2 separate regions of the Homo sapiens genome follow, and region 2 is linked to region 1. The links are chromatin loops, found by intact Hi-C in ENCODE. Cell type or tissue: PC-3. All regions are shown on one strand. Links, peaks and the distances in the headings refer to the core of each region. The heading gives the core; the rest is flanking DNA. Region 1 overlaps MYD88 (MYD88 innate immune signal transduction adaptor). Region 2 overlaps VILL (villin like).

What was found. Peaks named below come from ENCODE experiments on the same cell type or tissue, not always from the same donor. Only the 100,000 strongest peaks of a DNase experiment are listed, where the experiment ranks them.
Region 2: a loop joins it to region 1, with 5 times the contacts of the local background. A loop is called at or near these places in 13 of 110 quality-filtered maps.

What each region holds. Positions count from the first base shown.
Region 1 is chr3:38,139,426-38,142,327 of GRCh38, reverse strand. MYD88 (MYD88 innate immune signal transduction adaptor) reads right to left here. Exons shown (of 5, transcript NM_002468.5): 2 at 2,330-2,464; 3 at 1,760-1,940; 4 at 1,480-1,571; 5 at 1-1,196. The coding sequence ends at 1,042. Among named protein-coding and RNA genes, the nearest start is that of MYD88, 2.2 kb to the right of the region's middle. In PC-3, for the core only: a CTCF peak has its summit at 1,566; a DNase peak (open chromatin) is centred at 257; H3K4me3 peaks cover 367 bases; H3K27ac peaks cover 1,352 bases.
Region 2 is chr3:38,002,909-38,005,810 of GRCh38, reverse strand. It overlaps VILL (villin like), which reads right to left. Exons shown (of 20, transcript NM_015873.4): 15 at 2,498-2,643; 16 at 1,412-1,556; 17 at 1-19. Among named protein-coding and RNA genes, the nearest start is that of VILL, 14 kb to the right of the region's middle. RefSeq lists a silencer at 2,192-2,241. In PC-3, for the core only: CTCF peaks have their summits at 1,223 (motif pointing left), 2,051 and 2,258 (motif pointing right); DNase peaks (open chromatin) are centred at 1,040 and 1,240; H3K4me3 peaks cover 353 bases; H3K27ac peaks cover 1,833 bases.

The DNA of each region.
Region 1 (2,902 bases), core at 117-2,616:
GAGTACATGTCTGTACATATATGTGTGTGTCTGTATGTGAGTCTGTATGTGCCCATGTGCCCACAAGCTTTGGGGCAGGAGGCTTTTATATGGTCGCTGTTTGTAAACAAATAACTTTGTAAGGCAATCAAGGTACAAAGTTGGTGGGAAAGCTCTCTGCAGGTGGCCCAGGGAGGAAGGCTCCCTGCTCACATCATTACAGTGACTCATCCCCAGAACTCATACTTGATGAATATGCCAGAGGCCAGGATCCCTTCTCATGCCAGGTGGAGCTGAGAGCATGACCACAGGCATCCTGACAGGTGGAAATGAAAAGCAGCCCAAGCTGCTCAGGCGAGTCTCTTGGGGACTTGTCACTGCTGAAGGTTGGGCAGAAGCTGGGAGGTGTGAAAGATGCAGATGAGAGGTGGACCCATTAGGAAATAAGGCTCAAGGTGGGGTCTCCTTGGGCTGGGCCAAACTGCTTCCCCACCTGCCCTGTGGGGAAGGAGGAAGTGGAATGGGCGGTGTGCAGAGGCACTGAAGCATCAGTAGGCATCACTGTGGAAGAAGCTGCCCCAGCAGTGTCGTGGTCACAGCAGTGGCCAGCATGTAGTCCAGCAACAGCCAGCTCTCCCGCAGCCAAGCCTGGTCTCCCCCAGGAGACCCAGAGCTATGCTTCACCATTTCCTACAGGGATTCAAACACAGCTACTCTCTGTTCTCCCCATCCCACTCCTCAAGTGAGGAAACTGAGGGTGAAGATGTGTGAATGGCTCAGAGCTGAGCTGGCTCTGCTGGTCCTTCTTAGTCTCAGCTGGTCCTGTTCTATAGTGTCCTGGCTGATAATCCAGCAAGTGGACATGCCACTCACAGCCACTGGTTCCATGCAGGACATGAAATGTGATGTCCAGCTGCTGCAGACGTGTCTGTGAAGTTGGCATCTCCAGGAATTGAGAGGTAAGTAGAGCACAGATTCCTCCTACAACGAAAGGAGGAGGCAGGGCAGAAGTACATGGACAGGCAGACAGATACACACACACCCAGGGCCTCAGAACAGTCTTCAGGGCAGGGACAAGGCCTTGGCAAGGCGAGTCCAGAACCAAGATTTGGTGCAGGGGTTGGTGTAGTCGCAGACAGTGATGAACCTCAGGATGCTGGGGAACTCTTTCTTCATTGCCTTGTACTTGATGGGGATCAGTCGCTTCTGATGGGCACCTGCAAGCCAAGGGGTGCCATGCTGGCATCAGGCCCTTGCCCCATGGTGGGACAAGCCCAGTCTTCAACCCCAGGGTTAACAACAGCCATCCCCCATCTAAGTACCCCTGGCACACATTCACTCACACAAAAAGGCACACACATGCACACATGCTCAGGTGTGCAGAGATCTTCAGCAGTTCTTTGGTACTGCATCCACAGTCCTTGGGGAGGGAAGGCTGACAATCCAGAGGCCCCACCTACACATTCCCTCATTCTCTTGCCAGAGCAGGGTTGAGCTTACCTGGAGAGAGGCTGAGTGCAAATTTGGTCTGGAAGTCACATTCCTTGCTCTGCAGGTAATCATCAGAGACAACCACCACCATCCGGCGGCACCTAGGGGAGAGTGGGCAGGCTGCAGGTCCTGTGGCAACTTAGTTCAGCATATCCCCTGGGAATAGCTTCAGGAAGGGCCCACTGTGCCCAGGCTGGACAGTGCACAGCTAGGAGGAGATGCCCAGTATCTGGACCCCAGGGCAGGGCTTCATGCATCCACGCACCCACCCCGTGGCCTTCTAGCCAACCTCTTTTCGATGAGCTCACTAGCAATAGACCAGACACAGGTGCCAGGCAGGACATCGCGGTCAGACACACACAACTTCAGTCGATAGTTTGTCTGTTCCAGTTGCCGGATCATCTCCTGCACAAACTGGATGTCGCTGGGGCAATAGCAGATGAAGGCATCGAAACGCTCAGGCATATGCCCTGGGTGCAGAGCACAAGGGTGGTGGTCAGAGCTCCATGGGAAGGCTTGGGAGGGATCCAGCCAAGAGTCCCCTGCCTAGGCAACCCTGGGCCCTGCACCCTTCCCAAGATGATACTCCTCAGAGAAAGTGCCCTTTCCAGGAGAGGAAAGATGAGTACCTCAGGGGCTAAGCTCTGGATTAACCACGAGACAGACATTATTTCATGAGCATCTCACAGCAATCCAGAGGTAGGACTATTATCTCCATTTCTTAGGTGAGGAAACTGAGGCTCAGAAAGATTAAGTGACTTGCCCAAGGTCTCACAGCCCATCTGCTTCAAACACCCATGCTCTTAACACCACAATGTCCTATTCCACCTGTCCCATGGGAACAGTATTGGACCCTTACCCAGGGGGTCATCAAGTGTGGTGATGCCCGCCAGCTCTGCTGTCCGTGGGACACTGCTGTCTACAGCGGCCACCTGTAAAGGCTTCTCAGCCTCCTCCTGCTGCTGCTTCAAGATATACTTTTGGCAATCCTCCTCTGTGGGGAAGAGACAGAGTAAAGCAGCCTCCCTGGGAGTGCCTACCTCTTTACCCACAGTCAGGATCCAGCCGCTGTCCCACCTCCTCTGGCTGGGTTGTTCTAGAGGGCTTCCCCAGTTCACTGGTGCCACGCGAAGCTCAACGGCTCTGAGAAGTTGAGCTCCCACTGGCTCTAACTGACCCAAAGGGATGTCAGTGGTGTTCTGGCTTTCTGGAAGGCCATCAAAGTCAGGTTTGTATCTCTGTCCCTTCCTAGGGATCCTAAGAATGGTACCAAGGTAGGTCTGCTTCTTCTGGGATCCAGGGCAGATGTGAGCAAGGGGCTGGGCATGCCAGAAAGGCTCAGGAGACCCACTGGTTATGGTGCAGTGATTCCAACTCAGCAAGGTGTGCCTGTCTGTGGGCGGCTGTATCCAACGCCTATGCATGTATATTA
Region 2 (2,902 bases), core at 133-2,632, 140 kb after region 1:
CCCCAAGCCACAGGAAGATCTGAGCCACAGAGGGGACCTGGCCTTGGGCAGGTGGAGGGGCTGCCCAGAGCTGACCCCTTCCTGTCCACTCCCTGTCCAGTTGTCCCAGACAGAACCCCACATACACATCCCTGGCCAAGCAGACACACCCAGCAAGCGGCTGTACCCACACACCCGTGAACACACGAGAAGGTCACAGGAATGCATGCATACATGCACACACACGTTCAATCCACACATTTTTTTTTTCTTGCATGATTTACCTGGAGATCAATCCACAAATACTTATTGAGCACCTACTGTGTGCCGGGCATTGGTCTAGGCTTTGGGGAGTCAACAATGAAAGAAAATGGACAAAAATCCCTGCCCTTATAGAGCTTTCATGAGAGAGCAAGTCACATGTATGTCTGGAGGAAAAGTGTCCTAACCAGAAGAAACAACCGGTGTAAAAGCCCCGAGGTGGCCGTGTGCCCGGCATGTTCAGGGAACACAAAGAGGCCATTGTGGCTGCAGCAGAAGCAGTGAGGGGGGAGCAGGGGGAAATTGGGTCAAAGAGTTGGGGCTGGCCAGGTCACGTAGGGCTGTGGTAAGAGCTCTGGGTTTGTTCTGAGTAGATGGGAGCACACAGCTTCATCACCAATTCAAACAGTGCTGTAGACACGGCCCCACAGAGATGCAGAGAACACACATTATTGCAGCTTACACAGACACACAGTCATCCATCGCCACACAGCCAGACAGCAAACCATAGCCACACACTGTCATCCACTGTTGTCAGACACAGAGCTGCATGCAAACACAACAGCACTTGTTTACACAGCCACGCACACCCGGCCAGTTATACCACTGTGCGCAGAAACACAGACCCACAAACACACCCATCCATCATTCGCCCACAGCCAGTCATAGTCTTGCTCACAGACACATTTTCACCAGTTGCCACTGGTCTGGCCAGTTCTAGCATCACGTGACCTCACAGTCACTGACAAAGTGTCACACACAGGTGCACGAAGGCAAACACTCACACCAAGCCACACACATGAATGATGCGATTGGGCATTCCAATCACAGTCACTCATGCAGCACCGACACATGCTCGGCCGCAGGCACTGTCGCTGGAGCCACACATAGTATCATAAGGCACACAGGGCCACACACAACTGCAAACATGGTCTCAGTTACCCCTGAGTTCCAACACACTCCTAATCTCCCGGAGTCTCACTGCTGCCACCTGGTGATGCACACTCATCCATGGTCTCATATGCACCGCAATGCAATTGCTCAGTGACAGGGTCAGACTCACCCACAGCCCTGTGTACAGAGGCAGATGGCTAGATACACACACACCCAGTTACACAAACAGAAACACACCCCCGTTCACAGCCCCACCAGGCAGGGATGGCCACCTTACCTCCTGCCAGGTGTCCAGTAACATGATGTCATACTTGTCCAGGTCCTCCTGGCTGAAGAACCCCACTTCTGCGAGGACCAGGCAGCCCATGTGGCTGGAGCACTCAAACAGTCGTGGCTGGAAGCTGGGGACCTCCTCAGGGAGCCTGGCCAGCACGGACAGCAAGGCTGTGAGCCACCCAGAGGGGCACCCCAGCCCATGGCACAAGTGCCCCACCCCAGGGCCTGGGAAGCCACTTCTCAGGAGTGGGAGCCCTGGGCCCTCCTCTGAGCCCCGTGGTTTCTCCCCGAGCACTCCGCTCTGCTCTGGGTACAGGGTCCCTCTCTGCTCATGGAGAAAGCTCTCGCCCCACCCAGCTGTGACGCAAGGTGCCCCATGAATTTCCCTAGGAGAGGGCTGCAGGGGTAGGGGAGGGCCTGAGCTGGAGTCTCGCCCTCCCTGGGATGGGAGGAGCTCCTCAGCCCACCCCTGGCAGAGAGTAGGTCTCCGGCCCAAAGTGGAAGGAGGCAAGCCAGGCTGGGAGAAGGAGACGGGAGTACTGAGCTCAGGAGAATTGTGGGGAGTGCAGCACATAAACCAAGCCCCACAGGCAGACCAAGAGCGACCAGGACTCAGCTCCCTCCTCCCCTTGAGGCCTCACTCCTACCTCCTACACACACCCTGTCCACTTACACACCACACACAACACCCTGAATACACCTGTTCTTGCACATCCACACACACTGTATACCCACACATCATATGACACTGTATACACACACACTGGGCACCGTGATCCCTGAGGACTGTAGGGTGGGGAAGGGTGCTTTGTCCCCTGGCCCAGGACCAGGACAATGCAGGGAGGGGATGCTGCCAGCAGAGGTCGCCACTGCCCCCACTCTCCCCAGCATCTGAGAGACGCAAGTTACCCAGGCCTGGGAGCGAAGCGTGGGCTGTACTTGTGGGAGCCTCTGTGAGTGGGAAACTGAGAGTCCTTGGTTCTAGTCTCGTCTTGCCAGCTCTCTGTGTGAATCCCAGTCACCCACCCTCCTCTCTGGGCCTCAATTCCTCCTCTGGGTAAGAACACTCTCCTCCCAACCCTGTTACCTCTTGTTGCTGGGGTAGGGGGCCCGGCCTCCCAGGGCCTCCCAGAAGTGGGGAGGCTCCTGACCCTCCAGCACCGTTTCCTCATTCTTCCTGGAAATGACAGTGACCACCACCCGTGCCATCTCACGCTGATCACCATTACAGCCCTAGCAGGCAAAGAGATGGCTCAGGCCCTGCATGAGGAGGGGCCTTCACCTCCGGCCCCACGTCCCGTTCACAGGGTGTATGGGGTGGGGCTGGGCCCAAGTCACAGGAGGCCTAAGCTGACAGCAGGACACCAGTGAACAAGGCATCTTCCTCACCCTACAGGCCTGTGTCCCCAGTTGATCTGGATCGCAGGGTCTGGGACCCTCGCAGGGTCCAGAGCATGGGATAGGAGGCCCCCAGGCTTAGAGGGTCAGTCAT